Regions from separate parts of the Homo sapiens genome. Here region 2 is linked to region 1. The links are chromatin loops, found by intact Hi-C in ENCODE. Cell type or tissue: PC-9. All regions are shown on one strand. Each heading gives the region's core, and the rest is flanking DNA. Links, peaks and the distances in the headings are about the cores only. Region 1 has its middle 14 kb from the start of LINC01629. Region 2 overlaps LINC02288 (long intergenic non-protein coding RNA 2288).

Region 1 (11,515 bases), core at 1,184-9,183:
ACAAAAAACAAAAAAAGCCAAGAATGCAGAATACAGTCACAATTATTAAGGAAGACGACACCAATGCCCAAGTAAGGAGTCCAAGGTCAGAAGGCTGAGAAGGGGCAGATCCGAAAGTCAAGTTCAGGTTATGTCTGTGCTTGTAACAACCACAGCATGATATTGGACACACAGAGAGAAAATGGAATGAAAAAGAAAAAGGAAGTAAGAGGGTGTATGGCCAGCCTTGCAATGGTGGCCATCTGTTTTCCAACTGAAAATCAGGACACGATCTGAAAGGATTTTCCTGTTGCTCGCAATGAGAGAGGCCGTCTGGGAGAGGCGATTTGGATGTGGGCCTGAAGGGTGGGATTTCTGAGACATTCCAGTGGCTTGTGGGGCCCACGAGGGAGTCCAAGGGTAGGGCATTTTCATGGCAACCTCAGTCTGGCCATTGGGACAGAAGCCTAGTGCAGACCTGGCAGAGAAACCGTGCTGGGCGTGGACCTGAGACTCGGAGGGCCAGGGGGCATGGGGAGCCACTGAGCAGCCAACACCGAGGGGACGAGGGGGCATGGTAGGGGGAGAGGGGAGTGTGTGGCTGGCAGCCCACACCCTAGGCCAATCTGGAGGATGGGCTGGCTGGTTCCAGGACGCCCCCTGGAAGGAGTCTGAAGGGCAGCTGTGGAAAGAACCCAACCTTTCCTGTTAGCCCAGCCTGGGTTTGAAAGTTCTCTCTGCCACTTCCTGCTCTATGGCCCTGGGCAAGTCACACAACTTCCACGAGCGTGTTTCCTCATGTGTGAAATGGGGAGAACAACGCACTCATAGGGTAGTTGCAAGGATTCTCATGCATTGAGATAACGCATGAACTGTGTTTGGCAGACTGCAGACTCCATAAATGAGTATTGCTGTTTCCCTCCACCCAGTGGGGCACTGGGGGCATGCCAAGATGGTGAGCCGGGTGGAATGGAAAGAATTGTGGGGCTTGGGAAACGGATGACCCAGTCACCCAGGGTAGTTTCAGCCTCCCAGCCAATTCCTGCACGTGGGCTGGGGCTTCGTCAGCAACAGAACAATACTCTTCCCCAAAGGCCGGGCCCACAGTGCAAGCCCTCCTCCCAGTCCCACCACTCTGCAGCTTTGGTGCCCTGGTGGATGGGCCTTGCCACCCACCCACCCCTTCAGGCATCCTGAGCAGCACCAGGGCCCATAGTGCCCTCTGCTCTGGTGAACAGCCAAGGTGCCTTCAGAAGGAACAGAGGGGCTCCCATAGCTTCTGCTGGGTGATCCCTTCCTTTCTGCCCAGCTGCCTAGGCGCCTTCCAGTAAACTCCATTGCTGCCCGCACTGTTGCTTCCGGAAGATTGTCCTTAAAGAAAGGAAAGAGAACCAGAAAGAACTTTTGCATCCCCCCACCACCTGCCCCCTACACACCCTTCCATGGGCTGAGCTGCATTCCTCCAGCCCCGGACGAGCCAAGGAGAGCTGGAAACCAGCCCAGCTTTTACCAATAATTCACCATGTGACCTTAAACATCCTTTCTAGGTCTCCTTGCCTTCATTTGTAAAGTGAGGGGTTCAGATTAGATCATCTCTAAAGTCTAGTCATAACCTCTAAATGATTGCATTCATCTATTCTTTTTTCTCTTCCTTCATTCATAGCACTTATACTTCCTGACATAGTATATTAGCATATTTCTTATTTGTTTGTTTATGTCTGTCTTAGTCCTCTCCAGCTCCCTGAGGGCACAAGTTTTTCTTTTTCTTTCTTTTTTTTTTTTTTTCACTGTTATATCCCTGCCACTTACAAAAAAGACAGTAGGAACTTATAACTGTCTGTGTACTGGAAGGAAACAGAAGATTGAACACTCAAATAGAGTGACCAAGGGTTCAAATAAGAACAGAAGGTGGGGTGCGGTGGCTCATGCCTGCAATCTCAGCACTTTGGGAGGCTGAGGCGGATGGATCACGAGGTCAGGAGATCAGACCCTCCTGGCTAACACGGTGAATCCCCGTCTCTATTAAAAATACAAAAAATTAGCCGAGTGTGGTGGCACACGCCTGTAGTCCCAGCTACTTGGGAGGCTGAGGCAGGAGAATTGCTTGAACCCGGGAGGCAGAGGTTGCAGTGAGCCAAATTGCGCCACTGCACTCCAGCCTGGGCGACAGAGTGAGACTCCGTCTCAAAAAAAAAAAAAAAAAAAAAGAACAGAAAGAACTGGCCGGGTGCGGTGGCTCATGCCTGTAATCCCAGCACTTTGGGAAGCTGAGGCAGGCAGATCATTTGAGGCCAGGAGTTCAAAACCAGCCTGGCCAACATGGTGAAACCCTGTCTCCACTAAGAAGTACAAAAACTAGCCAGGCGTGGTGGTGGGCACCTGTAATGCAAGCTACTTGGGAGGCTGGAGCAGGAGAATCACTTCAACCCAGCAGGCGGAGGTTACAGTGAGCTGAGATCATATCAGTGCACTCCAGCCTGGGGGACAGAGGGAAGACTGTCTCATGGAAAAATAAAATAAAATAAAATAAAATAAAATAAAATAAAAGAATATAAAAAACTATATATATATTTTTGTTTGTTTGTTTGAGATATAGTCTCATTAGTGCAGTGGTGTGATCTCGGCTCACTGTAACCTCTGCCTCCTGGTTCAAGCAATTCTCCTGCCTCAGTCTCCCAAGCAGCTGGGACCACAGACACGCGCCACCATGTTCGGCTAATTTTTTTTGTATTTTTTAATGGAGATGGGGTTTTACCATGTTGGCCAGGCTGGTCTTGAACCCCTGACCTCAGGTGATCCTCCCACCTCGGCCACCCAAAGTGCTGGGATTACAGGTGTGAGCCACTGTGCCCGGCTGTAAAGAACTATTTCTAAAGTTGTAGACGAAGTAAGGAGACCAATAAGGAAGGGAGATGCATCCCAGGGCTAACAGCAGAGTAGTGGGTGGGGCTGAGGGGGCGAGGCCAGGGAACCCTCCAGAGCTGTGGCTGAGCTAAGCTGCAGGAGAGGACCAGAGGACAAGAGCTGCAGGCATGGGCAGAGGAAAGCAGCCACTGGCACCCCATGCCCAGCAAGGAAGTGAGTGTGGGGTAAATACCCCGACCTCTTTATCCTTCTGCCCTCCAGTCACCTGCCACCTTATTCCATTGGCTGAATCTAACCCGAAGCCAAGGGGTAAGAACGCTCTGTGGCACAGTCCTGAGAGGTCAGGGTAAGGAAAAGGTGGAGGAGGGTGGACTATGGATCTAGAGAGGAAGTGTGGATTCAGGGCAGCACCTGATCAACATTGCTGAGCACTGGCTCGGTGCCGGAGTGCCTGTGCTGTAGCTGGACATGTGACAAGCAAGTTTAAAATCAAGGTCTCTGCCCACCAGGCAGCACAAACAGGATGCCTTGGCTGGGTCTTGGGGAGCCCCGCTTTCCCTCTGCCCCGGGGACTCCTATCCATATCTGATTTTTGGAAAAGCCTGCTTTGCAAAATTACACTGACAAATGGAAATTACAGGAGCACCGTTGAAGGGAGGCTGTGGGTGAGGGGAGGTGAGGGTAGGGAAAGGATTTGGAGGGCCTAGGCGGTGAGAACTGGCTGTGGAGCTCTGAACCAGCTCGGGAAGGTGACCTTGACATCAGTTGAGGCTCCAGAGTCTGAAAGGTTCAAATCCCACTCCATCACTCATTTACTGTGTGATGTTGGGCCTGTTCCTTGACACCTCTGATTTTCAGTTTTGGCATCTATGAAAATGGGGGGATGAATAGGACGTAGGAATTTTGTGCGGATTAAACGAGAATCTGTGCAAAGGGCTTAGCATAGTGCCTGAGCACAGGGCAAACACTTTATTATGATAATTAGAGGCCAAGGGCCACACTCCCCCCTTCCCATTTCTCACCCGACATGGGATCTCCACCCCCTTTCCAGCTCCATTTAGCTCTGAGTGTTTTAGGTCATTCTATGCCTGGCATTCTGCCAAGGCTTTGACAAAGACAGGAGTTTCTGCTCATTCATCCTAATGCAAGTTCCTGCGTTTATGATAATAGGGAAAAAATGCATGAAAGGGCTTGCTGCCTGCAGAGGGGAAATCAGCTTAGAATTGAAAATCGGAGTCCTTCCTTGGCCCAGCTTTCCCCTCCCTGAGCTTTGGCAAAGGCTGCAGCAGGGAGGGCAGCGGGGAAGAGAGGAGAGGAGAGGAAGGGGAGGGGGAGGGGGAGGGGGAAGAGCTGGCCAGTGAGGCAGAAGGGCAGGGTGGGGGCAGGGGCGAGGGCCCGGCGCACCCGGATGAATGGGTTTCAGGGTGGCTGAGGAAGCCTGCCAAAAAGGCCAAGTGAAAAGGCCGGCCCCGGGAGGCGCTGCGAGCGGTTTCCTTGGCGACACCAGCTGCTGCCTGGGCCCCGCGCTTGCCGGCTCTTTAGTCCCGGCGGGGCCTCGCCTGCCACCACATGGTTACTCAGCGCGGTAGGGAAGAAAAATCCCACGGGTTGCCTTGGCCCAGGTGTCACCAGCCAGTGCCACCGTGTTCTAGACACCATGCTGCCCCCTGCGTGGGGAGACGAGCACCTGGGAAGTACCCGTTGGTGCCTCCTAGAAGCACATACTTCACCTGGTCCAGTGTGGAAAGAGGGGCTGCCTTGCAGGGGCACGACAGGCTCTCCAAGGCCTACGGGCTTTTTCAGTGGGACATGGCAAGGCCAGTGTGTGTTTGTTAAAGATGGCTGTGCCTACGGAGGACTCCTGGAGGATGGGTGGGATGTGTACCCCGAGAGGCTAGGCCAGGCTTCTGTGGCTTGACCTAGGGCAACGGTAGGAGGTGAGTGATTTCAGATCAGAGTGATTTAAGAGGTACACATGACCAGGCCTGGTGCTTGGTTGGAAGAAGGGATGCCAGGGCTTTGGCTTGGGCAGCAGGCAGGTGGAGCCTGTGTTCCCCAGACAGAAAATAGGGGTTGGGGCCGGTCGGTGAACTGTCTGAAGAGAGGACCCCCTTGTCCCATTCTTTTCTGTTCCACTCCTCCCAATTCTCCCCCACCCCAGAGACTGCAAGGACTTGGATCAGGGTGGGGATGCCCAGGTTTGGTGAATGAATACGTGAAATGAGGAGAGATAAAAAAGTGTGTGAGGCCGGGCGTGGTGGCTCACGCCTGTAATCCCAGCACTTTGGGAGGCCGAGGCGGGCGGATCACCTGAGGTCAGGAGTTCAAGAGCAGCCTGACCAACATGGAGAAACCCCATGTCTATTAAAAATACAAAATTAGCTGGGTGTGGTGGAGCCTGCCTGTAATCCCAGCTACTCTGGAGGCTGAGGCAGGAGAATCGCTTGAACCCAGGAGGCAGAATTCGCAGTGAGCTGAGGTCATGCCATTGCACTCCAGCCTGGGCAACAAGAGCAAAACTCCGTCTCAAAAAAAAAAAAAAAAAGTGTGTGAAACAGCGCTGGGTGCGGTGGCTCATACCTGTAATCTCAACACTTTGGGAGGCTGAGGTGGCAGGATCCCTTGAGCCCAGGAGTTCAAGGCTGCAGTGAGTCATGATTGTGCCTCTGCACTCCAGCCTGGGCAACAAGGAAGACCCCGATTCCAAAAAAAAAAAGTGTCTGAAACAGGGTGGGTGTGGGGAGGGAGAGCATCAGGATAAAGAGCTAATGCATGCGGGGCTTAATACCTAGGTGATGGATTGATAGGGGCAGCAAACCACCATGGCACACGTTTACCTATGTAACAAACCTGCATGTCCTGCACATGTATCCCAGAACTTAAAATAAAAAATATATATATTTTTTGAGATGGAGTCTCGCTCTTTTGCCCAGGCTGGAGTGCAGTGGCGCGACCTCAGCTCACTGCAAGCTCCGCCTCCCGGGTTCACACCATTCTCCTGTCTCAGCCTCCCGAGTAGCTGGGACTACAGGCGCCCACCACCATGCCCAGCTAATTTTATGTATTTTTAGTAGAGACAGGGTTTCACTGTGTTAGCCAGGATGGTCTCGATCTCCTGACCTCGTGATCTGCCCACCTCGGCCTCCCAAAGTGCTGGGATTACAGGCGTGAGCCACCACGCCCGGCCCAAAAGAAAATATTTTTTTAAAAAGAAAGAAAGTGTGTGAAACCAACAAGAGATAGAAATGCACTCTCTCTAGATATTTATATACCATCTCCCTAGAGGCACCACCCAAGACTGCTGGGAACGAGGTAAAGTCACACCAACCTCTCACATGCTGACACATACTCTGATTGAACTTTGTCCCTTAAATGTGTCATTTTGGTTTTTTGGTCGTCTTAGCATTCAAATTGGCTTTCACAATTTTTTTGTTTGTTTTTGAGATGGAGTCTTGCTCTGTCGCCCAGGCTGGAGTGCAGTGGCGTGATCTTGGCTCACTGCAACCTCTGCCTCTTGGGTTCAAGCGATCCTCCTGCCTCAGCCTCCCGAGTAGCTGGAATTACAGGCACCCACCACCACACCCAGCTAATTTTTATATTTTTAGTAGAGACGGGGTTTCACTATATTGGCTAGGCTGGTCTCGAACTCCCGACCTCAGGTGATCCACCTGCCTCGGCCTCCCAAAGTGCTGGGATTACAGGCATGAGCCGCTGCACCCAGGTGGCTTTCACAAATTGATTGCAGTTCTATTTGGCTTTTACTCACTGTAGAGTTTCTTTCACAAGCCATGTGAGGGTGGAGTCCTTTCTCCTGCACCATAAAGCACATCTGTCTACCTGTGAGTGTGTGGGTTGCAGGTGCCCCTTGTTCTAAGTAAGCAGATACAGCAGATAGGTATTTAACCCAGAGAACCAGTTAGTGTTGACCTCGTGCTCTACAGAAGAAATCTCTGCAGCTTTCCTGCAAGGCTGTGAAGTGACAGCACGGCTCAGTGGACACAGAGCTTTACAGGGACACCACTACCTGTGTCATTTTTATGGGGGACTAGCTGGCCGAATGTACACTTTATCGGAATCCTGCCATCTACTCTTATCTTCCAACCTATAACATGCCTGCTACTTGGTGATGAAATGGGGGCTGGGGGCAGGGGCGAGGGGGCGGGCTGTGCACATCCAGGCCTGCCCTGTGTCCGTAATCCTCAGACTTTACCTGATGCCCTTTGTAACAGACTTCCTCACCCAAACTCCTCTCCCGAGACCAGTTTTAGTGTTTGCAGGACCCTTACTTACCACCATCTGTAATTGTTTTGTTGTTTACTTGTTTATGATGAAATGTTTATCGCTCACCTTTAAGGTTTTAGTCCCTAGAAAAGTTTCTGGCAATCAGGAGGACTCAGTTTTGTGTTTTTTGTTTTGTTTTGTTTTTGAGATGGAGTCTAGCTCTGTCACCCAGGCTGGAGTGCAGTGGTGCGATCTTGGCTCATTACAATCTCTGCCTCCCAGGTTCAAACAATTTCTCCTGGCTCAGCCTCTCGAGTGGCTGGGACTACAGGAGCGTGCCACCACACCCAACTAATTTTTGTATTTTTAGTAGAGATGGGGTTTCACCATGTTGGTCAGGCTGGTCTCAAACTCCTGACCTCAAGTGATCCACCTGCCTCGGCCTCCCAAAGTGCTGGAATTACAGGCGTGAACCACCGTGCCCAGCCCAAAAGGCTCAGTTTTTGATAGAGGAATTAACAAGTGAATGAGTGAATGGGCAAACTAGGAGAAGTGGCCAGTTTTTCTTACATGCACTCCTCCTCTGATTGGGTTCAGGAGGCCCTTAGGCAGTTTTCATGTCCATCTTTCTGTTTCCAAGGAGGACTGGATTCCAAATACCCCTGTAGGGGCCGGGTGCAGTGGCTCACACCTGTAATCCCAGTACTTTGGGAGGCCCAGGTGGGCAGATCACTTGATGTCAAGAGTTCAAGACCAGCCTGGACAACATGGTGAAACTCCTGTCTCTATTAAAAATACAAAAATTGGCTGGGTGTGGTGGCGTGCACCTGTAATTCCAGCTACTCTGGAGGCTGAAGCACAAGAATTGCTTGAACCCTGGAGGTGGAAGTCGCAGTAAGCTGAGATCAAGCCATTGTACTCCAGCCTGGGTGACTGAGTGAGACTCTGTCTCAAAAAAATAAAAATTAAAAAATGAATAACAAAAAACAAATACCCCTGTAGACTAGACAAGGGCAAAGCTGTTATTTATCACCCACAGATATTACTTGTGTCCCTATAAGTGCCAGACCCTCTGTGGGATGCAGCAAAGACAGCAGTGGGCAAGACAGCCAGGGTCCCTGTTCTCCTGCAGCTACCGTTTTAGTGTGGTAGACAGACAATATGTTGTAAGTGATACATACATATGAAAAAAGGCCTGTAACAGAGAGTTAAAAAGGCCATCTAATTGAGATAGGGCAGCCAGGGGAGGTCTTTCTGAGAAGGTGACATTCTAGCTGAGCCCTGAAGGTTGAGAAGGAACCAAACATGGGAAGAGCTAATGGGATGATGTTCCAGGGAGTGGGGCCAGAAAGTGCAAAGGCCCTGTGGCAGGAAACAGCTTGGGATGTTCCTGGAAGGCCAGAGGTCAGGAAAACGGGCAGAGTCCAGCGTGGAAGACCCATATAGCCCCTGGCGAGGAGTTTGGGTTTTACTCAAAGTGCACTGGACAATCATTGTAAGGGTTGCCTAGGAGAATTACATAATCGGACCATGCCCTGGCTTCTAGGAGCCAGTATTGGGTGGATTGGGGATGGGGTGGGAAGCAGGATACATCTCTGGAAGTACAGAGCAGTTGGAAGGTGGGAGGGAGGGGAGGTTTAGACAGGTTAGGATGGTGGCCATAAGGGTGGAGAAAAGTGGGTAGAAACGAGACCTGCATGGAGGTGGGGGTGGGTTGGAGCTGGGGAGGGAAGAGGATGAGTCTCCAGGACTTCTGGGTTTCTGGCTGGAGAAACCCAGCAAACCTGGTAAACAATGCAATGTCCAGCTGCTGTCAAAGAAGACCCGATGTTTGTTGGGCCTGTGAGAACTTTCCTGAGAGTCTTATAGATTGGGAAATAAAAGCTTCCACTCCTGCTAAATAAAGAGCCCCGTGTGAATCGCGCCCTAACCGTAGGTGTCTTTGAGGCACAGTGTCACAGGAGCAGAGCTTGGGCAGCAGTGATCATCAACCATTCAGCATGGTTTTGAATCATCTCATTCTTTCTGTGACTGTCCCCAATTCTAACATTTGAAAGCTGGTTGACTGAGAGAGCACTTTACCTTTGAAAGGCCTTCCCGCAGAAAGGGGAGCAGCTTTGTGGCCCCAGAGGGCAGAATCAGACAGTGAGAGGCATGGGGGTAGAGACTGCAGCTCAGCACCAACAGGAAGAGCTTGAGTAATGAGAGCTTTCTCATGGGATGAGCCTCCCATCGGTAGGTGTACTCAAGCAGAGGTGGACAGGATGCTGGGGTGTCTCCAACCTGGCAGCCAGTCAACCAGGAGACTCAATTCCTGTGGTTGTGAACACCCTTTTCATCTTGCTTCCCTGCATCTCAGGAGGATAACAGCTGCCTCCTATCCCCTGCACTAAAACCCCTCTGCTGGCTAAGGACAGCAGCTAAGTCACATCTAAGCCTGCCCTGCTTGTTCTGGGTTTAACAATCTCAGTGTTTCCTCCCACCCACCCGCTCGCCCATGGCCAAGAGAAGAACAAACCCCAGCGTAGGTGGAGAAGTGGGGGCCGGGGTGATGCTGTGCAGGCCTGTCCAAGGCCTCCTGGCTTTTCAGGAAAGGGTGTCCTCATGTCTGTGGGACTACCGAAGCCAGGCTTGGTTCCCTGAAACTCCTCCGCCCACAGGTCAGACTCCTGCAGGGACAATCAAGGGTGTCATGGGTGTGAGACGGGGACTTTCCTGGTCAAGCCTTCTGGACACCCCCCTCCCCTCATCCCAGCTGCACTCCCCAGAACAGCAGCAGCTGCCACTAGATAGGAAGGACCCCACCTCTGGTGTCCTTGGGGAAAGGGGCCTTGCATAGGCGGTGACACAAGCCACTTGGTCCCAGCTGCGGGTGAGGGGAGGGGCTAACACTTCCAGAAGACCCTGAACTCTGGCAGGCCTGATTGCTTTGCTCCAGGGCTGGTCTCAGCTGCTATCATGGATCCCTGGGAGCAGCTGGAGGGAAGAGAGATGGCATCCAGCGCCGATCGATCGTGGGAAGAAGCTGGCCCCTTTGGGAGGTAGCCCTGGGGCATGGCAGCACCACTCCTATCTAGGCTACCTCTGATGATTTTGGTTCTTTCTTTGCATTTCTGAGTCTAAGTTTTCATATCTGGAAAATGGGGATAGAACAATATCTACGTTCTGTGAGAATGGAGTGAAACGATGGACAAGACAAGCCTAGCACAGTTCTGGCACACCGTAGGTGCTGGATGAGTTTTCTCCTAGAATTTTCTTTTTTCTCCATACTCTCCCCTCTGTTACCGTCTGTAGAAGTGGAATTGCTTACCAGTGGTGGGGATGCTCTTGTAGGGAGAACGAGATCCTTCTGGTTCTGAAATATCCCTGCCTTTGCTGACAAGATTACAAGCCTGTATTGCTTTTTGCTTTTTTTTTTTTTTAATTGAGACAGAGTCTTACTCTGTCACCCAGGCTGGAGTGCAGTGGCTCACCGCAACCTCTGCCTCCTGGGTTCAAGCAATTCTCCCACCTCAGCCTCTAGAGTAGCTGGGATTACAGGCGCCCGCCACCACGCCCGGCTAATTGTGTGTGTGTGTGTGTGTGTGTGTGTGTGTGTGTGTGTGTGTGTGTGTGTGTGTGTGTTTAGTAAAGATGGGGTTTCACCATGTTGGCCAGGCTGGTCTTGAACTCCTGACCTCAAGTGATCTGCCCGCCTCAGCCTCCCAAAGTGCTGGAATTACAGGCGTGAGCCACCAGGCCCGGCTGTTTTTTTGTTTGTTTTTTAGAGACAGGGGTCTCACTTTGTCACCCAGGCTGGAGTGCAGTGGTGCAACCATAGCTCACTGCAGCCTCGATCTCCTGGGCCCAGGTGATCCTCTCACCTCAGCTTCCCAAGTAGCTGGGACCACAGGGGTGCGCCACCACACATTGCTAACTCATCATTTCTATTTTTATTTTTTGTAGAGCCAGGGTCTTGCTATGTTGCCTAGGCTGGTCTCAAACTCCTGGGCTCAAGCAGTCCTGTCTTGGCTTCCCAAAGTGTTGGGATTGCAGGCATGAGCCACTGCACGCGGCCCAAACTTGTATTTTGTTAACATAAATAAATGATAGAGAAGGCAGGCGAGAAGCGTAGCTGCCAGGCTGTGGGCCCACTGTAGCTGCCCACGCTTTCCAGTGGGTGCTGTGGAAGGGGAGGTCCTAGGTGGGGTGGGCTCCCTACCTCCCCTGACTGTGGCCCCGCAGCTGGGGAGGGATCTGGAAAGGGGATCATGGGCATGGTGATAGGAGACTGGTATTCCAGACTTCCCAGGTTGGGAGCCCAGTTGAGAGAGGAGGGGGGCTGGATGGGAGCCGGCCCTGGGGGAGATGGGGAGGGGCTAGGGGCCATTTGCTCTTCCAGCCAGCTGACCCTGTTATTTTTAGCCCTGGAATGCTCCTCCCAAGCCCCCTTCACTTCTATTTATCTTGC
Region 2 (11,515 bases), core at 2,108-10,107, 120 kb before region 1:
AGTCCCATGGGGGCCCACAGCTCCAAGTGGCTGCATGGAAGCCCCCATCACTAGGCTTGAGTTGAAAGCAGTAGGGCCCCTAACTCCTTGGTGGGGTAGCTTACAGCATGGCTTTGCCCTTTCTGGAAGTTTCTATTTCCAAACTCTCCCCATTCTCCACACTCTATATTGTTGGTAGGCTGAGGGCCCTGAGTGCTATGCAACTGGTTCCCCATTATTTCCTTTGTAAATACTACATATGGGAGTCTGTCTCATGTTCAGTTTGCTATCTGATGATATTGTGGTAGCCTGCTTCCACAATGGCCCCTCATTGTCCCCATCTCCTGGTATTCACATCATTGTGTCTCCTCCCTCCGTGAACAGGGCCGACCCTTGTAGCCACTTGCTATTGCAGAGCTGATGGCATGCATCTTCTGAGGCTAGGTCATTGTTGTGTGTTTAATGATGTCCCCCAGAAGATATGTTGCAGCCCTAACCCCCAGGGCCTATAAATGTGACCTTTTCTGGAAATAGTCTTCGCAGTTGTAATCAAGGGTTGTTCTTGACTAGAGTGGGCCCTACATCCAATGACTGGTGTTCTCATAAGGAGAGAGAGACAAAGAGTAGACAGACACAAGGGAGAAGGCCGTGTGAAGATGGAGACAGAGATTGGAATGATACAGCCACAAGCCAAGAAACATCTGCGGCCGTCAGAAGTTGGAAGAGGCAAGGAATGATTTATTCTTTCCCACTCATTGTTTCACCAATGAGCACCTTCCATGTGCCACCGTTCTGACCCTGCTGACAATGTGGTTTCAGACTTCTGGCCCCCAGAACTGTGAAAGAGTAAATTTCTGTTAAGTTATCTTGCTTGTGGTACTTTGTTACAGCAGCCCTGTGGATCTAATATAGTCATAAGAGACATTGTGACCTCCTCCCTGCTCTCTTGAACCACTCATTCTGGGAGAAGTCAGCTGCCATGTCATGAAGCTACTCAGGGAGGTCCATGGAGAGGTCCACATGGCAAGGAACTGAGGCCTCCTGCCAGTAGCCAGCACCATCTTGCTGGCCATGTGAGCGTGCCATCTTAGATGCAGATCATACGGCCCCAGTCAAGCCTTCAAATGACTGCATCCCTACTTGACATTTTGACTGTAACCTCATGACAAACCCTAAGCCAGAACACCAGCTAAGCCACTCCCCAATTCCTCATCAAGAGAAACTGAGATAATAAATGTTTATTATTGTTTTAAGCTACTAAATTTTGAGGTAATCTGTTATGTAGCAATAGATAACTAATACTGATATCTGTCATATTGGGGCCTCAGTGTAACTTGGAACAGAAAGAGTTCCATATTATAATTCTTAAACATTACTTGGAATGGTTAGGGGCCCCAGTGCTATTCTCTCTGGGGATATTTCCAGCAATGGGCCCCACAGCCATTTATAGTGAGTTGTCCCACTTACTCTTTCACCAGTGAGCACTTTCCATGTGTCAGATGCCATATTAGAGACTGGGGCTATAGAAATGAACAGTCTTTTGGGAGGCCGAGGCAGGTGGATCACCTGAGGTCAAGAATTTGAGACCAGTCTGACCAACATGGAGAAACCCCGTCTCTACTAAAAAAAAAAAAAATACAAAATTAGCTGGGTGTGGTGGTGCATGCCTGTAATCCCAGCTACTTGGGAGGCTGAGGCAGGAGAATCACTTGAACCTGAGAGGCGGAGGTTGTGGTAAGCCAAGATTACACCATTGCACTCCAGCCTGGGCAACAAGAGTGAAATTCCATCTCAAAAAAAGAAAAAAAAGAAATGAACAGCCCTGTTCTTAATCACTTAACCAGTGGTCATTATGGTCTCTGCTAGTAGAGCACTATGGGCAAGAAGGACAGCACTGCTTTGCAGGGAAGGGAAAAGAGAGACATCACTGAGGCACTGAAGAGGAGAAGCATTCAGTGGTATGACCTTGAAGAGACAAGAAGAGGACCAAGTTCAAGAGTCTGCAAGAACAGTGGGAGGTAGAGCTGGAACTAGAATCCAGACACCCCACTTCTAGTCTTGAATTTGCGCTTCCTGAACTACACAGAGGCTGGCTCATGGTACCAGGGTCTCTAAAGATACCTGGAGGCATGAACTTGAATCCTGCTGGGATACTACTCTTTGAATAATAATTTCTCTATGGAAAGGCAGGGTACAAAGTCTTGGAATCTTGTTTCTGCTCTGCCATCTTAGCTAAATAACTCCCTTTGGAGATCCTTTGAACCCTGATAGATCAGCAAGCCCCCTCTGAAACATCATAAGCCTCAGGGCAAGAAGGCTGGCCTTCTCCTCCATCTGAATCCCAGCCCTTCTTTTTTTGAGATGGAGTTTTGCTCTTGTTGCCCAGGCTGGAGTGCAATGGCGCGATCTCGGCTCACCACAACCTCTGCCTCCTGGGTTCTAGCGATTCTCCTGCCTCAGCCTCCTGAGTAGCTGGGATTACAGGCATGCAAAACCATGCCCTGCTAATTTTGTATTTTAAGTAGAGACAGGGTTTCTCCATGTTGGAAAGGCTGGTCTTGAACTCTCGACTTCAGGTGATCCGCCCGCCTCTAGCCCTTCTTAGTAGTGGTGTTTTCTAAACAGGTTAGATAAGAATTTGACACCTGCTGAAATCTCCAGGCTGGCTCCTCCCAAGGTCAAATTGCACATCTTGCCAACGAGAACAGCCTTCACTTCTTGAGCATCTACTCAGCAGCAAGTGATTTCTCTAATCTTCACAACACCCTCTCAAGGCAAGGGATCATGGGCCACACTTGGCAATCTAGGAAAGTGAAGTTCAAGAACAAGCCCCAGGACACACAGCTAGTGACAGCGAGGCACAGAGCTGGGATTCCAACCCAGGCCTGTCTAACCCTAAAGCTCCTCCTATCCACCTCCTCCTTGCTGCCACAGAAGGTGACTCAGAGGTACTCAGTCTGGAGAATTCAAGCCAGTATCCCAGGAAGTGGAATTTTCTCCAGTGTTCTAGGAAGGAGGGATTACCATGGCATGGGGTGGGCCAGGTAGACACAAGAGGCAGTGAAGGTGCATAAAGTGGTGATTAAAGGGAATGGAGTCTACTGTGGTTTGGATATGGTTGCGTCAACCTAAACTCATGTTGAAATTTGACCCTCGGTGTGGTGGTGGTGGGAGGTGGGGCCTAGTGGGAGGTGTCTGGGTCATGGGGGCAGATCTCTCATGAAGGGCTTAGTGCCATCCTCACAGTGGAGAGTGAGTTTTCACCCTGGCAAGACTGGATTCTTGTAGGAATGGATTTGTTCCCAAGACAGTGGGTTGTTATAAAGCCAGGATGCCCCTTGGGTTTTCCCTTCTTTGCAAGTGTTCACTCTCCCTTTGACCTTCTGTATGTCGCAGCCCTCACCAGAGGCTGAGCAGATGCTGAGGCCATGCTTCTTGATTCTCCCAGCCAACAGATCTGTAAGCTGAATAAACCTCTCTTCTTTATAAATTACCCCGTCTCAGGTATCCTGTTATGGCAACACGAAATGGACTAAGACAGGCGGGTGACAGATTGTCCAGGTTTGAAACATAGCTTTTCCTTGTGCACCGCATCTCAGGTTCTTCATCTGAAAATTGGGGATAAGAACATGTACCTCCTTGGGTTTGGGGGAAGATTAAATGAGATAATGCATGTGAAATTCATGGCAAGAGTAAACTGCCCATTACATCTTTCTGCTTTTAACATTGCTATTGACATTACTTTCCCTCCATGGTCACTAGACTCTTGTATCAGGCCAGTATTTGAAGACAGACAAATTTAAACGAAATAGATGTAACTTGGAGGATGATGGCAGAGAAATCTGTGGCTTGACGGTTTTTTTTTTTTTTTTTTTTTTGAGACAGAGTCTTGCACTGTTGCCCAGGCTGGAGTGCAGTAGCATGATCTCAGCTCACTGCAACCTCCGCCTCCCGGGTTCAAGCGATTCTCCTTCCTCAACCTCCCTAGTAGCTGGGATTACAGGTGCCCGCTACCATGCCTGCTAATTTTTTGTATTTTTATAGAGACAGGGTTTCACTATGTTGGCCAGGCTGGTCTCGAACTCCTGACCTCGTGATCCACCCGTTTCGGCCTCCCAAAGTGCTGGGATTACAGGCGTGAGCCACCGCGCCTGGCCTTGAAGGTTGTTTTTCTAATTTTTTTTCCCAGCTCTAAGACAGCTCCCTGTGTAAGATGATGAGTGTGATTAATTGCAATCAGCTCCTCTCCATGTAATGAGGGAAGCTGGATGTCATCCTCTGGCTTCTGTCCAAGCTGATGCAGTTACCTATTGTGTCCACAGGATGTCACTATCAATCACGCTTCGACTGAGTACAGCCAAACCAGGATACTCAGGGACTTGGAATCTGTTACCAGACTTTTATTTAGTACAGACACAGCGCCAGGGGGCTGAGCATTCTTCAGCAACACCCTTTGGACCCCTTTCTACACCATCATGCTGTATGAACAGAAGGGTTGGGGACATGAAGGAGCAGCTCAGCTAAGGTGACCCAGATGGTTGGGCTCAGAGCTGGAAGAACACCGTGGTCTTCTGACTCCCAATTCCTGCATCTGTCCTGCTTGTAAGAGGCTTGCCAAGAACAGGAGCTTTTGTTTGTAGGTCTCTAGGGATGGCCACCACAGGGAGTGTGATTTGAAGATGGGGTCGGCGTGACATTACAGGCCCCCTTTAGGCTCTGCTGGGTTGCAGGCCAGCTCTCTGGGCTGCCTTTCTGATGGCTGCTATTTTAAAGGCAGATAGGATGAAGTTAGCAACAACTTATATCATTAAACTAGCAAGGGCTCAGGAGGGGCAGCCCCCTTCTGGGAATGTGCCTAGCTCCTGCTCCAGAATGGAGGAGTTTCTGTGGCTCTAGGAGAGCTGGCCTTCTATGGAGTCTGAGCAATGTACCGCACGGGGAGGAGAAGACGCTTCCAGAAGATACCAGTGTTTCTATCCAGAGACGTTTCCAGGACACCACGTTAAGCAGCAGAGACACTAGAAGCCAAGGCACCTATGGTCTGGTGTGGATGTGTGCCTCCTGTGCCTCAGTGGCATCATCCGTACCATGGGAGGTGTGTAATGAGGGGTGAGATCACGTCTGTGAGGGCACGTACATAGTAGATGCCCAGGAAGTGCCAGTCCCCATCTCCTTCCCAGTTTCTTCAAAGCCTTCTGGAAGGCACTGGCATAGCCCAGTCCTGAGGCACTGCTTTTTCTTTCATGGATGATCAGGAGCTTCTGTGATTTCTTCCCCCTCACTCTTCATTTTGCCAAGATGTTGCCCATAGTAACCTCAGCAGTGGAGCGAGGATTCTGCACTGTTCCACTGCCCTGGGGCTGCACACCCACGTGAGCGGGGCCGACCCGTCCCAGAGCGCTTTGCCCTCAGAAGGCAGCATCACCTGCAGGAGCAATGCCATGGACAGCTCTGGCTTGTCCTCCAGGGCCCTGGCATGGTCAGTGAGAAAATGCCCCTGGGGCATGGGCTTCTCCTGTCAGTCAAGTTCAGAAGGCTTCCTGGGGTAGGTAGAGACGCTCCCTACCCAGCTGAGTTATTGAAATGATAGGAGGGAGAAGGGAAGGTCTGGGCATGTGGCACTGTGATTTTTTTTTCTTTCTTCTTTTTTTTTTTTTTTTTTTTTGGAGACTCGGGGTAGAAATGAGGACAGGAAGAAGTACAATCCGTCTGGGATTGGTTTATTTTTATTGCTTTTTAAAATCATGTGACTAATTGGTGTTCATTGAAAAAGAGAAAACAAAAATAAGCCAAGAGAAGACAGCAAAAATAATCTGTTAACATCTTGGCAAATATCCTTTTTCTCTGCATAGAAACGGAGAATACTTTTGTTTCACTTATAAAATGTTTCTTAATGTACACAGCTTTATAACCTGCTTTTTGCTTAATGGGACAATATACTAGGACATGTTTTCAGGCCAACAGATAAATATACTTCACTTGCATTGATGCTATTGGCTCCATGGTGTTCTGGTGGTTGGTAATTTACCCTGTCATTCTGTCTCCCTTTACTCAGTGGCAAAAATGACCTGGGCACCTGCACCTGGGCCTGGGCTGGACATCAGTCCTTGGCAGATGGGGAAGGTTGGCGACCAGCAAGGCACAGAATAAGGACACACGGTCCCAGCAGACCCTTGGGATGACCTTGACCACTTGGACCTTGGAGAGAGAGTGGAGAGGAGAAGAACAGAGGGCAAAGCCACATGGAAGGGAGGGTGCAGGTGGCTGGTGGCTGGAACTCCTAGAGGCTGAGCAGTGGGGGTTGCAGGAGAGAACTGGCTCCTTCTAGACAGGGGAATATCGTGGTTAGGGTTCTGGAGTCAGATTCAATCTGGGCTCTGTCACCTACTAGCTGGGGAACAAATAATTGCGCCTTGGATCATCACCTATAAAACTAATAATAGCTACTAATCAGATTGATGTAAGTGCCAGGATTAAATGAGAGAGTCTACAAGCTATAAAAAGTGCTATGTGGCAGCTGCCTTTAAACATTCCTAACATTGGCTTTGTTATTATTGTTGCTGCATTTCCAGGTAACGCAGAAGGGCTTCTCTCTTCCCTAGCCCATCCCTCTGCCTCATTTCTCTCACATTCCTGCTTCTCCTCTTTCTCTTCCTTTTCAACCCTGCAAAAGCCTTGGCTTCGGGAGCAGTGGCAGGAGGGAGGGAAGAGGAGGCTGCAGCCGCTACAGCCTCATGCCACATGGGGGCAGCAAGGCCCTCTGAAATGTGGGCCTGCCTCTCCCACCGCACCTTCTGGCGGGTGCAATGGCCCAGAAGAAAGAAATCCATACCCACCTGGGCCCAGGTAGGGGGGCACTGCCCAGAGGGGTCCCACGGTCCCCAGCCTGGGTCAGCCAGGCCCTGGCAGAGTGGGTGACTGTTACGACAGGTCCCAGGAAGGCAGGGTGCCCCAGAGTGGGGCCGGGTCTGCTCAAGAGGGAGTTGGAGAATCTGGAGAAGGGTGGGAAGGAGGTGTGAGAGTCCTCCAGGAACCTACAAGCCTCCAGGTGCCATGAGAGATGGTCCTGGAAAATTGGCCAGCCGAACTTGGTCTTTGGGACAACCCAGAAGAGAGAATTAAGTGGGAGTCAGTATAGCACAGTGGCTCAGCACATGGGCTCTGGGGGCTGGCTGGACCTGGCGTCCACTAGTGGCTCTGGCGCTTACCAGCTGTGTGGCCTGGATCAATTCACTTAACCTCTCTGAGCCTCCATTTCCTCACCTGTAAATAATAGTGGTACCTACCTCATAGAGTTTGTGAAAACTAAGTAAGGTAATATACATGGAGCACTTGGCACACTGCCCAATCCATGGCAGCTTAGTTATTTTTATCATTATCAGGTAAGTTGGCCTGAAGAGCTGGGAGACAGTTATGTATAGAAAATGAATGTGCTGGCCGTGCACATGCATGGTGGCTCAAGCCTATAATCCTAGCACCTTGGGAGGCAAGGTGAGAGGACTGCTTGAGGCCAGGAGTTCAAGCCCAGCCTGGCCAGCATGGTGAAACCCCATCTCTACTAAAAATACAAAAATTAGCTGGGGGTGGTGGCACATGCCTGTAGTCCTAGCTACTCAGGAGGCTTAGGCAGAAGAATTGCTTGAACCTGGGAGGTGGAGGTTGCAGTGAGTCAAGATCACGCCACTGTACCTCAGCCTGGGCAACAGAGTGAGACTCCCTCTCAAAAAAAAAAAAAAAAGAAAAGAAAAGAAAAAGAAAAAATGTGTTTCCCCAAGTTCACAGCTGTGGCTGGGTATTCTTTGCAGAACCAAGTTGGAGTATGCATGGCTGGGGATCTGGAGAGGAAAGAATTGGGGGGTTGGGGTCAAAGGGCAATCATAATAAAGAACAAGGGGTGGGGGCCTCTAGGCTTGGCTGCTTTGAAACCAGGTAAAGACTCCAGTCGCCTTCCTGGTTAAGGAACATGTTGTATGTGTTCACACCACACCTCTTTCCTCCAGGCTGCCCTTGAAGCAGTCCCACTCCTCCTGGGGGTGCAGAGCAGGGGTCCACAGTGGTGCCTGCATGGGAAGCAGAAGAGGGCTGGCATGGAGAAGGGGGGCTCAGTGACCTTAAGCATCTAAGGCCTGATGGTCAACTTGGGTCCACCCTGCAGGGAAGCAGGTGCCCCTGCTGGCCTTCTTGCCATGCACAGGCAGACTGGGCCCTGGACCAGGCCTCCCACTTCCTGCTAATGAGGCGCGGCTCCTCCAAGGGCAGAGGGGCTATGCTCCTGGCAGGCGGGCTAGCACGTTGGTGAGCAAGGGTGAGAGTATGTCTGCCTGTGTTCTTTTAACTTCTGCAGAAAGGTCACCGAGGGGTCTCCATTACGAGCGGTCTTGAGCCCTGTACTATTTTTTCATACAATTTAATCTACTCCCTGGATGGCCTCCAGTGTGTGAGCCACTGACAATCGCAGGTTTTTGCAATTGATTTCCTGGAAGCAGCGGCCCAGCCGGCAGCCACATGATGGATGTATGCTAGGCAACCTGGTTCAGCAGAGGCTGAAGGGGCTTAGGAACCCCAGGCTGCCCTCCCACACCATGGCAAGGTCCCTGAAATGTCGGAAGCATGCACTTCTGCCCTCCAGCTCCACCCTGAATCATCAATGCCTGGAGAACCACTCACACATGTGCACAAAGAGACATGGGTGAGCATGCTCGGTGCAGAATTGTTTGTATGGTAAAAACTGGAGCCACCTTATCTCTTCATCAGGCAGGGCTGCTGCATTCTGGGTGTGGATGGCATCCCCTGGAATTGTGCAGAGGCACCATTTACCATGAAAACCTTTTGACCCATGTCCTCTAGAGCTGGGACCCTGAGTGAGGGGGAGTGAGAGGGGCGTGGTTGAATCAACTGTGTTACAGGCACGCATGGAATATTAGGTAGAGGTTAAAAACAAAAAATGAGGATAGCCAGGTGTGGTGGTGCTCACCTGTAGTCCCAGCTACTCATGAGGCTGAGGCAGGAGGATTGCTTGAGCCCAGGAGGTTGAGGGTGCAGTAAGCTATGATTGTATTAGTGCACTCTAGCCTGGGCAACAGAGTGAAACCGCATCTCTAGAAGAAAGAAAAAAAAAAAAGAGGAAGTCCTATTTTTGTTGACATGAGAAAATGTCCAGAATATACAGTTATGGGGGAAAAGTTGCAAAGCAATGTGGTCAGCATGATCCCCTTCATGTAAAATCAAAGCAAAACAAAGATCTTGACATCATCCCCCTGGGTACATACATGTATTATGCATGTAAACGCCCAGAAGTCTGGGATGATTGGGGAAAACGGTGATATTGGCCGGAAATGGAATAAAAGGAATTTTTCACTTTTCTTTCTTTCTTTCTTTCTTTTTTTTTTTTTTTGAGACAGATTCTTGCTTTGTCACCTGTCACCCAGGCTGGAATGCAGTGGCAAGATAGCTCACTCCAACCTCTGCCTCCCGAGTTCAAGCGATTCTCCTGCCTCTGCCTCCCGAGTAGCTAGGATTACAGGCACGCACCAATACACCCGGGTAATTTTTGTATTTTTAGTAGAGATGGGGTTTCACCATGTTGGCCAGGCTGGTCTTGAACGCCTGACCTCAAGTTATCCACCCGCCTCGGCCTCCCAAAGTGCCGGGATTACAAGTGTGAGCCACCGCGCCTGGCTCACTTTTCTTCTCTCTTTACCTCTGTGCTCACATTTTTTCCCCAGGGAGGGAAAAAAAAATTGTGTAAAAATAAAAAAAGAAAAAGAAACTTCCCTCCTTTCTTCTTTGCCTGTTACCTAACTCCCTTATCCGTCAAATCCTTCCCCAAATTCCCAAATTCCCATTTTTTATCATCTCCTACGGAGAGCAGCTCCCTCCAAAGTTCCTTCCCATTTACTCTCCAAGAACGAGCCCTGGGCAGGAGAGCTGGACATTGCCTGGACCCACATCAAAAGGCTCCTGCTGTGCTGGAAGGGTCAAAGCATCCTAGGCCCATCCTGGCCTTGTGATCTGAGTCTGGGGCTGCGGTGGCCAGGTTGTCCAGTGGACACTGTAGAGGCAGCCTCGGGGTGAGAAGCCCCTCATGTGGACCCGCAGCAGGGGACATAAGTGGGAAGGAACCCAAAGGCTCAGGGGGAAGCAGGGGTGTCGCTACATCAAGTAAAGCTCCTTCTCGCACCTGCCAGCATGCTGGGAGGATGCTACCTCTAGCATCCTAGGGATGGCAGAAAGGGGCAAGCATGGCTCTGCCTCCTGCCTCTGTGCCTGGTGCAGGCTCCACTGTGGTGTGGGGTCTCTGGCAGTGAGGACTAGGCTACAGCCACCACTCTGGCCTGTGAATCCTAAAGGAGCCAGGGCATGACAGTCCCCACTGCCAACCTAGAGTCCCTCAAACTCTCTATCTAGCCTGGCACTGCCTCCCTCGTCCTGCCAGACCCAGGGCAACAGCTGTGACTCTCCAGGGCTGTGCTCTGAGGGAGGAGCCCTTCCATTCTAGAGATTGCATGGTTGCCAAGCCTACCAAGGGCCCAGCCTTCACTGCCCGGGGAGCCTTTGTTTTCTCCTTCCTTGTTCTAGAAGGAAGAATGGGGGCTAGGGGCACGATCATGTACTATACACCTCTTCTGAGATAGGATCCCAGCTGGTTTCCTGATACTTCAGCCCATTCACATTCCTTAACTGCCCTATAGATGAGGCTCACAGACATGGGAGTGATGGGGTGTGATTTGGCCACACAACCCAAAGATATGGAGCTGAGACCCATACCCAGGTCCTTCCATCCCAGGGGCCACTCATTCCTACAATGCCTCAGTGCAGGCTTGCTGCTCTGCAGGCTCAGAGAGGATGCTTACCCTTTACTCCTGGTGAGCAGAGAACCTAGCCACGGAAGGAAGCCCAAAGAGGGACAAGCTCCTGGGGCTCCTGGGGGCCCCCCAGCCCTCCCTGACCCTCCTCTGCGGGGGCTGCTTCCAGGGGTCTTCCTTGCTTCCCAGTCCTCTGCATGCTTCCCTGACACCTCCACTTATGGAGCTCAGACCCTGCTTGCTGGAGTCAGGTCAGCCGGGCCTTGACCCCGCCCCTCCCCTGCTTGTGGATTTAGGGGCCTTTTTGCTGGCATCACCCTGTCCCAGCCAGACCGGGAGGACCCCTTCTTCTAAGCTCTCAGCCCTTCCTGCCAACATCTTTTAGCCAAGATTCAGCGAATCAGCAAAGTCTGACGGTTAACATGGCTCCCATCCCAGCTCTGTCATCACTAGCCATGTGACCTTGAGAATGTCTCGGAACATCTGTCTCCCAGTTTTGTCATCTATAAAATGGGGATGCTAACAGCGATATTCCTAGAGCTGTTGCAAGCGTCAAACATACACATAATTGGAACAGCTCCCCGCTGTGGTTTGTGCTCTGTATATCTTTACTGTTATTGTTATCTTTTTCTTCCTCTGAGCTCCTTCCACAGGATGGGTTATTCTGCAGATCCATGACTGGAAGGAAATTAGAGTGGGCTGGATGGAAACCAGGCCGTGGGCCTGATGAA

The links. Peaks named below come from ENCODE experiments on the same cell type or tissue, not always from the same donor. Only the 100,000 strongest peaks of a DNase experiment are listed, where the experiment ranks them.
Region 2: a loop joins it to region 1, with 7 times the contacts of the local background. A loop is called at or near these places in 35 of 110 quality-filtered maps.

What each region holds. Positions count from the first base shown.
Region 1 is chr14:76,940,186-76,951,700 of GRCh38, reverse strand. No RefSeq gene overlaps it. Among named protein-coding and RNA genes, the nearest start is that of LINC01629, 14 kb to the left of the region's middle. RefSeq lists enhancers at 9,546-9,655, 11,262-11,515. In PC-9, for the core only: CTCF peaks have their summits at 4,334 and 4,540; DNase peaks (open chromatin) are centred at 1,640, 4,000, 4,340 and 6,190; H3K4me3 peaks cover 335 bases; H3K27ac peaks cover 5,047 bases.
Region 2 is chr14:77,063,633-77,075,147 of GRCh38, reverse strand. LINC02288 (long intergenic non-protein coding RNA 2288) reads right to left here. Exons shown (of 4, transcript NR_110554.1): 3 at 8,954-9,077; 4 at 5,645-8,039. LINC02289 (long intergenic non-protein coding RNA 2289) reads left to right here. Exons shown (of 3, transcript NR_110553.1): 2 at 3,376-3,438; 3 at 4,302-5,968. Among named protein-coding and RNA genes, the nearest start is that of LINC02289, 6.8 kb to the left of the region's middle. RefSeq lists an enhancer at 6,599-6,658 and a silencer at 6,628-6,922. In PC-9, for the core only: CTCF peaks have their summits at 4,102, 4,301 (motif pointing right), 6,542, 6,741 (motif pointing right) and 2 weaker places; DNase peaks (open chromatin) are centred at 2,977, 4,297 and 6,697; H3K27ac peaks cover 1,680 bases.